Regions from separate parts of the Homo sapiens genome. Here region 2 is linked to region 1. Evidence: read pairs that join two places in POLR2A ChIA-PET (ENCODE). Cell type or tissue: PC-3. All regions are shown on one strand.

Region 1 (5,000 bases):
TGGGGCTGGGTGAAGGGGAAAGTGCCTAACCTGCATTCATTGACTGTGTACTGCAGGTGAGTGGGCCACCCTGGGCCCAGAGCAGATGGAGATGGAGGGAATGAATGAAGACATGAAAAGACCTTTGGGTGACATCCTACATAATAGAACACTTTAGAATTACATCCTTGATAATTAAGCCCAAATCCACAACATTCTAGAATATTCCTAATAAAAGTAATTTAAAATGTCCTCTACAACTTGGATTCTTTTTTTTTTTTTTTTTTTTTTTTGAGATGGAATTTCGCTATGTTGCCCAGGCTGGAGTGCAGTGGCGTGATCTCGGCTCACTGCAATCTCCCCCTCCTGGGTTCAAGCAATCCTCCTGCCTCAGCCTCCTGAGCAGCTGGGATTACAGGCACACACCACCATACCTGGCTAATTTTTGTATTTTTAGAAGAGACGGGGTTTTACCATGTTGGCCAGGCTGGTCTCGAACTCCTGACCTGAAGTGATCTGCCCGCCTCAGCCTCCCAAAGTGCTGGGATTACAAGTGTGAGCCACCATGCCCAGCCTAATTTGGCATCTATTAAAATTAAAAGTGTGCATATCCCATGACCCAGTAATTATACCATTTGATTTCAAGTAGAGAAAAATCTTGTTCAAATCGCTTGTGTAAAAGTGTTTATATTGCATCACTATTTGTAAACATGAAAAAATTGGGAGGATCCAAATATGTAGCCTATATGTAGCCCATGGAAACATATGGAAAGTTAGACAGCATGAGGTAGATTTATATGCACAAAGGAAGAGCTCCAAGACAGACAGCTGAAGGCAATAAACAAGTCACATAATACCTATACATTATGACACCATTTATGTAAAAAATTCACACACAAAAATACTACATTTTCTACGGTTATAGAAGTATGCAAGTTTTTAATACTTTATAGGTAATGCAATTTTATGTAAGAACACAGATAACTAAATAAATGCATTGTTAGAGGACATTTGTTAAGCTGAAAACTGTGGCTACCTCAGGGATTGGAGGGGGTGGTTAAAAGAGACTTAGGCCTTACTTTCTTAAATTTTGTACAAGGAGAGTGTATTCCTGTGAATTACTTGTGCAATTAAAGACTAAATAAGATAGTGAAAATGTTCTAACTTTCAGGATAAATCAATACCACCTATTTGGAAACAAATCAAGCAACATGAAACAAGATACTCTCAGATGTTCCTACCCTGTGGCCCATTAGTTTTCCTTTTAGGACTCCATCCAAAGGAAATAACCCCAGAGAGTTGCAAAGATTTTCACAGAAAGATGTTCAATGCAGTATTATTTATAATGGGGAAAAAATTGGCCATTTGAAATGTTCAATAATGGGTGAAAGCTTAGGTAGTAAGATTACATAGTAGAATGCTGGTTACCCACTAAAAGCTTGCTGTGGAAGAATTTTTATTAACTTGTGAAAAGGTTAACAAAATAGTATTAAGTCAAAATATAAAAATATGAATGCAGTATGATCTCCGATATGATGTAAGTACAAATGCCCATGGGGTTATGGGAAGGGATCCAGGAGAGCCATTTGACCAGGTCTTATGTTCACTAATTGAGACTTTGGACGTGACCTGTAAATGCAGTTATACAATAATCACAGGAATACTCTAAACACTGTCACACACAGTCACAGATACACTGTTGTAAGAGTCACATGATAAATGGCAAGAGTATATCTGTGCACAATATATCAAGAATATACACATTTAAAATACGGCACAATGGTTTTCATTCTGTTTTAGTATTGCTTCACACTCAGAGCTTCACAAATAGAGGAAGCCCAGGTCACTCTCCCTCTTGGAGAAGACCTGTTCTGCCACAGGCACAAGGGGCCAGAAGCAAACACCCCAAATGTCAGTGTGCATGCGGGTAGTCTCATGCTAGTGGGATTATAGATTGAATTTTAATGGATAGTTTTCTGCTTTTTCTAAATCTTCTACAATGAGCATGTGTATTTCTTTCAGAATGTAAAAAGAGCTTCTACAGTGAAAAAAAAAAAAAAAAACAGAAGAGGAAACGTCCTCCTTTAAAACACAAAAGCAGCGCCTGGCTCTAGAATGTGCCACATCAGGATGTGTCTGGGTGGAGACCTCAGCAGGCTGGCACCAGGGCTGGACAGAAAAAATACAGCTGGACCCTACTCCAGCGTGTCACAGAAAGGCCAGTGGCGACGCCTGCCCCACGTTGCCCTTCTAGGTGAGTCCAGAGCAGTGCTGTTGGCCAGAGGGGCAAGATGATTCAGGTTCAAAGCTGGGCCGAATCAGAGGGGCAAGACGAGTAAGGTTCAAAGCTGAGCCGAATCAGAGGGGCAAGAGGATTCAGGTTCAAAGCTGGGCCGAATGTTTGCAGGGGTCTGGGAGACAACCCAGGCTCCTGACAGGCTGCATGAACCTGAGGCCCTGGCTCAGTGGCTCTAAACCAGCGTGTGTGACAGCTCAGAGGCAAGGAGGAACCACACATTTGCAGGGGCAAATGGGATAACCAGTTTAGGCTGGTAAATAAATCCCTTTATCAAGGGACTTCAGAACAGAGGACTTATTTGCATGGTAGACAAGCTGCACATGGATGATGGGCGCAATAGAGTAAGATACAAGAATCACTAGATTATGGTGGAATCTCTTATTAATGGAGTTGGGCCTCTGGGAGCGTGTGTGTGTGTGTGTGTGTGTGTGTGTGTGTGTGTGTGTGTGTGTCTGTGTGTGTGTGTGTGATAACCCCTTCCAACCACCACTCTCCGCCCCTACCCCCATGCTTTTTCTTCCCACTAACAAAGCGGGTGTAACTGGTTCCATCAGCAGAGCAAACACAAGGCCTTTGGTTTTTCTCCTTGTGAGGAAATCACTCCTGCCTCCTCACCGGAGAAGCACAAACGCTGATGGGTCAGAGAGCAAACTGAGTTTCTAGTGCCGAGCAGCTGGGGCCAGGAGCCAGAACCCTCATTAGAGGAAGCTGCTACTATTTCCAGGCTGTGTCTATTCAGTGAAAGCAGGTCATTACAAACACAGCACGTTTTTGCATATTAACCAAATTAAAATAATAATATGTTCTCTCCTTTCATGTGCTATACTGATAAATCCCAATTTATGAATGAAACATGCTGATTAGTTAGTTAAAAAATAATTAGTCCCAGAATGTGCCTCTAAGTTGGAGACTTAATGAATGCACACAAATACGTTCTTCCAAGTTCTCAGCAGATTAGTCTTTTAAAGGAAAATATTCATAAGATGCATTCATGAGAGACAAATGATGAAGTAGCCTGATTTTATTTTTCTTTCTTTCTCCCAGTGTGGGATAATATTTGGATGTTATTTAGGGCCTTGTCAGGCTGAGTCACCTTAGAAAAACGGGTCCAAGTAATGGTCCTCATCCTTGATTAGGTTCTGATGTTCAGATGTCAAAAGAGAGGTCTCAGCTCGGTAGCTCCTTCGTGCCCTGGAGAGAGCTTTCCAGCTCTGTTATGGAGCCTTCATTTCTGGGAGCCAAAAATTAACCACAGAAAGACCAGGGTGGTGGAAAGCCAAGGGATGGCATCCACAACACCAGAGTGTGGTCTTTTTGGTCTTCATCATGTTCCCATAGCTGAGAAAACCACTATTGGCTTTCAGATAATATCTGGTTGCTTTGGCCACTGAAAATCAGAAGATACTTGGCATTCCAAGCACAAAGGGGCACAAAGATGGCTGCCAAGGCAAGGGTCTTTAACCCACAGACCAGCTGGCCATTCCTAACCTGGAGGCTGCCCTGGGCATAATTGCACCTTCCTGGGGCCAGTACATTCCAAAGACAACACGGACTGCATTGATATTGTAAAAATCATCTTCAACAATTTCCTAACTTGTCTATCAATGTGCATGATACAGGAAGAGTGATTGTTTAATGTCCATGGTTGGACCAGATACATCACTGTTTCTTTGATTGAGCCCAAGTAAAGTAGGGGGCTTGCATTTAGGAACTTTGTTGTATGGAAATCATGTGGACACCTAGACATATTGGCCATGAGAGGCCCAAAGGAACTGAGAGGAGTGAAGGCAACCTTTTTAGATTCAGGCTCTGCCCCACGTTTACTCCATGGCATAGATCATGATGAGAAGAATGGCCCATGTTCTTAAAATTTCCTTTCCCACCACCCCCGCAAATGTGTATAGCAAAATTCACGTAAGTTAAATGGCCGTACTCTCCTCTAGGATTTGAGATAAGAGAATGAGATTTGGGGTCAGAAAGGCCTGGCTGTACAAACTGTTACCTTATTTCTCTGAGTTTCAACATGCATATCTGTAACTCTGGGGTAATACTAATACCTGTCTAACACGCTCTCTGTGCCTGGGACTGCTCTAGGTTCCTCACTCATACAATATAGACAATTTAGCTAGCCCTGATGGGAAGGATAGAATAATATAATCTGCGTAAAGTTCTGGCACATCTCAGACTGCAATAAATGGTAGCTATCTTATTGCCTCCCTGCTGCTCTTCAGCCTCACCCTCTATGCCCCCCTACCACACATTTTCCACTTCATTCATTGACTCATTATTCTTTTATTAATTCAACAGATACCTACTGACCACTCTGGGCCTCCGAGGGATCAGCGATGGAGAGGTCCTGATAGTTCCCCTAATGGACTTTCTCTCCTGCCTCTCTGCCTTTACTGTTCCCTTGGCCCGAAACTGCCACATCTCAAATATGCCTGCCTCACAAACATGCCCTTTACACCTCAGCTCAGTCTTCACCTCCTCCATGAAGCTTTCTCTTATTCTACCATGAGCTGATAGTCACCAAATCCCATGTAAAGGCTGGAGTCCATTCCAATGGGTCATGGAATCATTCTATCTGGTCAGTCAGTACCAGTGGTAACATATCGTGAAAATCCCCTCTGATCCCACCTGCCCCCTCCCCACTCTATGTATATTTCCTTTGCTCTATTAGTGTCTTGTCTTGTCTTTTTTTTTTTTTTTTTTTTTTTGAGAC
Region 2 (5,000 bases), 84 kb before region 1:
GCTATTTTTTTTCCTTATATATAATTTAAAAGAGCAGACATCTCTGAATCAAACACTTAACATCAATTTATTAATATTAAAAATGGCTAAACATTCACCAAAAATGTCTGCATTTTATGAATAATTTTAAAAACTTAGTAAGAAGCTGTAGACAATTTTGTTATTTTAATTTCTACCTTATGCTTATGCATTTAATTTTTTTTTTAGGAACTACAGTGTTATCTGTCATTTTCATGCGAATTTTTTTCATTAATTTGTGACTTTACATAGACTATTTCTTAAATTATAGGTACACCAATAGCTGGTGCTGGGGAAGGATGTTTAAGCAACATGCTTTCTCTTCTCTGCAGACTCTAAAATAGCATTGCCAGTGCACGACATTCATAATTTAAAATGTATGCAGAGCACTGAAATGTATAAAAAGCAGAATATAAGAAAATAAAATTTATTAAAATTATTTATATTAAAAAATGAAGTATATGAAGATCTCTCAGTAATAAAAGTACAAAAAGCTACTCTTTGCAATATGAAAAATTGAGGTATTGCATAAAGAGATATCCCGTCAGTGAAAAGTGTGCCTAAAAATGTTCACTGTTGGAAAAACAAGATATACAAAAGTAGTGCATAACAAATATACATTATGTGCATGACAAAATAAGTTAGCTACAAAAACACTGTACCGAAATTCAGCAGGTCATGTACAAAGGGAAAAATTATTATTCAAAGCTAGTTCTCAAACAGTGTTATTTCTTGTTAACTCATCACACCTGTTTACTGAGTAGGAACAGCACGATAGCACACCCCAAGCCACCTACAAGCATTTAAAAGAGTAAAAAGAGGCAAATGAACATTCCAATTAGAATCATGTAGTTCAGGAGAAAAGAAAAAAAAGTCCCTGACCAGCTACACAAGAGCACCCTCCATTCGCATGACTGCTTTCAGTATTTGCAGGGAATTCTTTAAAAGCAGCTCCCTTTCTATGTTTGAATATTAGACAGCAAATGCCTCCATTTTGACCTTTGGAACTTAACAGGTATAGTTCATTAAAGCCTGTATTAAAAGTAAAGGGCTGCTTTTCCTAAAGATCATCCATAGGGGTCATAAGCCAGGTGGTTCCACAGCAGTGCTGGGGCAAGTCTTTGGTTTTGAAGGATCCAAGATGGTACTGTTAGGTAGCGCAACTAGCAAGATTGCCATTCGATCATATTATTTCATGTTTTGCCCACTGATAATAAACCTTTTAATGATGGATAGGGCATTTAATAAGAGAATGTCAATTAAAATAAAAGTTACTTCCATGACTAGGGCTTCAAGAGACTATTTTAAATTTACCCCTGAAGCATACTGTTCAACACATAACGCCTTTCAAAGCTAGAATTTTATTTATAATAAAGCATGCATTACTTGATGAAGTTGGCACTTCAAACACTGACTATGTCCCATGCTAAATTCGGAAACTGTAATGTTATTTTAGTTTATAGGAAGAGTAAGATAAACATACGTACCTTTGCACAGATTTACACAGTTACTTAGTTCAACAGTGCAAAACACTTTGCAACTACTTCACTTTTTTTAACTGTTTTTTCATTTTCTATGTTACAACTAAATTACAGGATACCCAAAGTAACTTTAAATCTAAAAGTAAGCCAATCAGCAGCCAAATTATATATTGGTTTTGTCTTCCAGTTTTGGCTACAAGTGTACTGTAACACAAAATCAAAAATGATATCCTTGAGGTATCTCTAGATCTGTTGTTGTTTTTTAACGTCAAAATGGAGAGCAAAGGCTGACATCTGATGAGTATTAGTAAATTAGGATATAGAGTTTATATATAAACATCAAAAATAACATTTATACATTTATTCTTCAGGAGAGGAAATGCTAGGTTTCCCACCAGTTGTCATTAATTCTAGCTTTGGTAGGTTTCCTGGGGCTTTGACCAGATAAGTAAGTTAAATAAATAAGTGCACTCCCCTCAGTAGTAAATTTACCCAATTTTTACATTCTGAATTTTAAAAATTGTTTAAGAGAAAATAAACCTAGCTCTGCCTACTTTACTATTTTTTTTTTATTTTTTCTGATGTGGTGGTAACTTTTTGAGGGATAATGAAATTATGTTCAGCCTCAAAACCCTGAAAATTAATTATAATGCTGCTCAGTCTTGCTTATGCATTTGTTTGCTCTAACATGCTCTTTCCATTAAAAATTGTTAACTTCCTCCATTGCTGTTAAAAAAATTAAAAAGGGATGGAAAAAAGAGAGAGACAAAAAAGATGAAAAAAAAAAAAAAAAGAAAGGAAAAGGCAAAAGCACTTCCCTGGGGGAAAAACTGTCAGATAGACCGATAGTGTTATTGTTGCATGGTTATTTTAATAAAAGTATTCTTATATGTTATATTATTAACAATAATTTAATTAAAAACCCAAAATACTCTATTGTTTCATTTCTCTTTTAATATTTCTCTCTCTCCTCTAAGAAAATGTTGCAGGAAGTTTGGATCCTCTTGGTTTCCAGCAAAACAAGAGAATAAAACTTCCATGCAACCCGATGGCAATACGAAAAAGGAGTTCATATTGTTTGCAGTGACACAAGAATCTACAAAACACCTATATTATAGGTCATTCTTTTCATTATACTATAGTTAAGTTACAGACTGCTACAAAAGGACATGCCAGCGTGAAGAGGTTGAGGAAGGGGTCAGAATGAACAGAAGAGTGCACTTATTCTGAGGCCTGAAAATGAGCACTGCAGTTATCCTTTAGTTCCAGCGGAATGAAATATGCCGAGGGCGGTCACCGCCTTCCTTCACCAGGGGCTTGTGGAATTCCCTGCCAGCACGAGAATGGATAGCAGCCCAGCAATATTCACAGTAATACTGCAGACAGGTAACATTAGCACAGAAAAATGGAGCAAATTTCCCCCCACAACGGGCCCCCTGACATTCATCACACAGCTGATCATCCAAGACATATGGCTTAACTTCCACCTGCAATCAAAAATAAGAGTTTACATTTTTCAGTGACTAGGCCAGCAATGCTTACCATACATGTACATTTCCACCCACTATCTGAATGAATCTGTTCCAAGGTGCCCAAAGAGGAAGGACTAATTATTCATTTACTGAAATATGGATAGTTCATCTTTTAAGAACCTAGTAAGGCTTTTATTATCTATCATTTTACATTTTTTTCTTATTAAATAAACATCCTTTAAAGGAAAAAGGATTTGAGCAGACATCATGAAGTGAAGCCAACTGTTTAGACTAGAATGTTATGAGATTAAACCCACAGGAGATTATTCATAGACATAAACCCTCATTTTAATTAGTGGATCTGGATTTTTGTCATATGTGGAATCATAATTTAAACAAAATCAACTAAGATGATCCAAGTTCCACACAACTGCACTTCAATATTCAAGTTGGTGTGAAGATGCCTGACTACTGCGTCACAAGATTCTGAGCTGTCGTAAAAAGCCTGGCTCGTGGTTTCTATTTATAGTGTACACATGTTGGGTTATAATCACAAACCTGGAACTCTGTTAAAAAAAAAAAAAAAGATGCAGCCATAGGATTCACAGTCTAAAACCCTGCTTTGTTCTTTCTCAGTAAGAATGGTTCACCTGAGTCTAAAAGTCAGAGGTGAATTTCTAAAACTGGGCCTGTTCCAGCGTTCTATCGGCCAACCTGTCATGTGAACCTTTCAAGCATTAACAGTCACCTGGTTATTAATTCATCAGCTAGAAAAGAGCTGGTTATTTTTAGTCTGGAGAGATTCATGGCTGAAACTCCCTTACAGCAGGCTGTCACCAGCACTGGTGCCACCCAGCTCTGACAAGGAATCCTGACCAAGATTAGCCATGAACAAAAGGAGAAGAACATGCAGTGAGTCATGATTGTGATTCTGTGCTCCAGCCTGGGTGACAGAGTGAGACCCTCCCTCTAAAAAAAATTTTTTAACTAAAAAAATAAAAGTACAAAAGGAGAAGAAGAGTGTCACGAAGCCCAGGAAGAGCAGGCATAAGGAGAGCACTGGGCTTCTGGCCTCTAGGCTGCTCCATAATGTCTACAGAGTGACATGAACACTGGGCAAAGGATTTCATTGCAGAGGAACACAAATTCAGTCTGAATTTCTAATGACCAATCCCACAGCTCTGAAACTTATGTTGGAATAAGGCAGTGAGATGTAGGTATTTTTTAGTGTGCATAAAAAACCAAGTAGGCCAGGCATGGTGGGTGGCTCATGCCTGTAATCCCAGCACTTTGAGGGGGTGAGGCAGGTGGATCCCTTGAGGTCAGGAGTTTGAAACTGGCCTGACCAACACGGTGAAACCCTGTCTCCACTAAAAATACAAACATTTGTTGGGCATGGTGGTATATGCCTGTAATTCCACCTACTCGGGAGGCTAAGGCAGGAGAATCACTTGAACCCGGGAGGCAGAGGTTGGAGTGAGCTGAGACTGTACCACTGCACTCCAGCCTGGGTGACGGAGAGAGACTCCATCTCAAACAAACAAAGTAGGCATGTTAACATACTAATCTTGTCCCTCCCCCATGCTTAGAATAGAACAGATACTTTTCTCTTTAATAGATTCACAGTTTGTAGGATGACCACCACTATCTTAAATTTTTTTACTGCCAGTGAAGTAGACTGTACATGACATGAAACATAAAAAGCAAAAACTGCTACTGACTTGATGATTTTTACATCTTGAATTGAGAACAACACGATAAAATCAATCTATTTTAGCACAATGCCTCAGAGTGATGGATATCAAAGTCAGCATGCATGAAAGTGCCAGTGTGCCATGAAATAAAAAGGTGACCCCAAAATATAAATCAATATATTGCTTCCCTCATCAATAAAGGCTTTCTATGAAAAAAAAATCGCCAGCTGGACCAAACATTGTGCCCAGTAATGTGGTTGATTACACATTCTGGTCTAAATTCCTATCTCACTACAAACTAAGTTTACAGACTGGAGGTCAGTCCACAGGCCACA

Evidence for each region. ChIA-PET counts read pairs that join two places held together with the same protein. Peaks named below come from ENCODE experiments on the same cell type or tissue, not always from the same donor. Only the 100,000 strongest peaks of a DNase experiment are listed, where the experiment ranks them.
Region 2: POLR2A ChIA-PET joins it to region 1 with 10 read pairs; 15 of 35 experiments call an interaction of 5 or more read pairs at or near these places.

What each region holds. Positions count from the first base shown.
Region 1 is chr5:173,870,320-173,875,319 of GRCh38, reverse strand. No RefSeq gene overlaps it. Among named protein-coding and RNA genes, the nearest start is that of CPEB4, 16 kb to the left of the region's middle. RefSeq lists a silencer at 246-404. In PC-3, no CTCF peak of the experiment used is centred here; no DNase peak of the experiment used is centred here.
Region 2 is chr5:173,953,896-173,958,895 of GRCh38, reverse strand. It overlaps CPEB4 (cytoplasmic polyadenylation element binding protein 4), which reads right to left. Exons shown (of 10, transcript NM_030627.4): 10 at 1-2,986. The coding sequence ends at 2,759. Among named protein-coding and RNA genes, the nearest start is that of C5orf47, 33 kb to the left of the region's middle. In PC-3, no CTCF peak of the experiment used is centred here; no DNase peak of the experiment used is centred here; H3K4me3 peaks cover 426 bases; H3K27ac peaks cover 2,190 bases.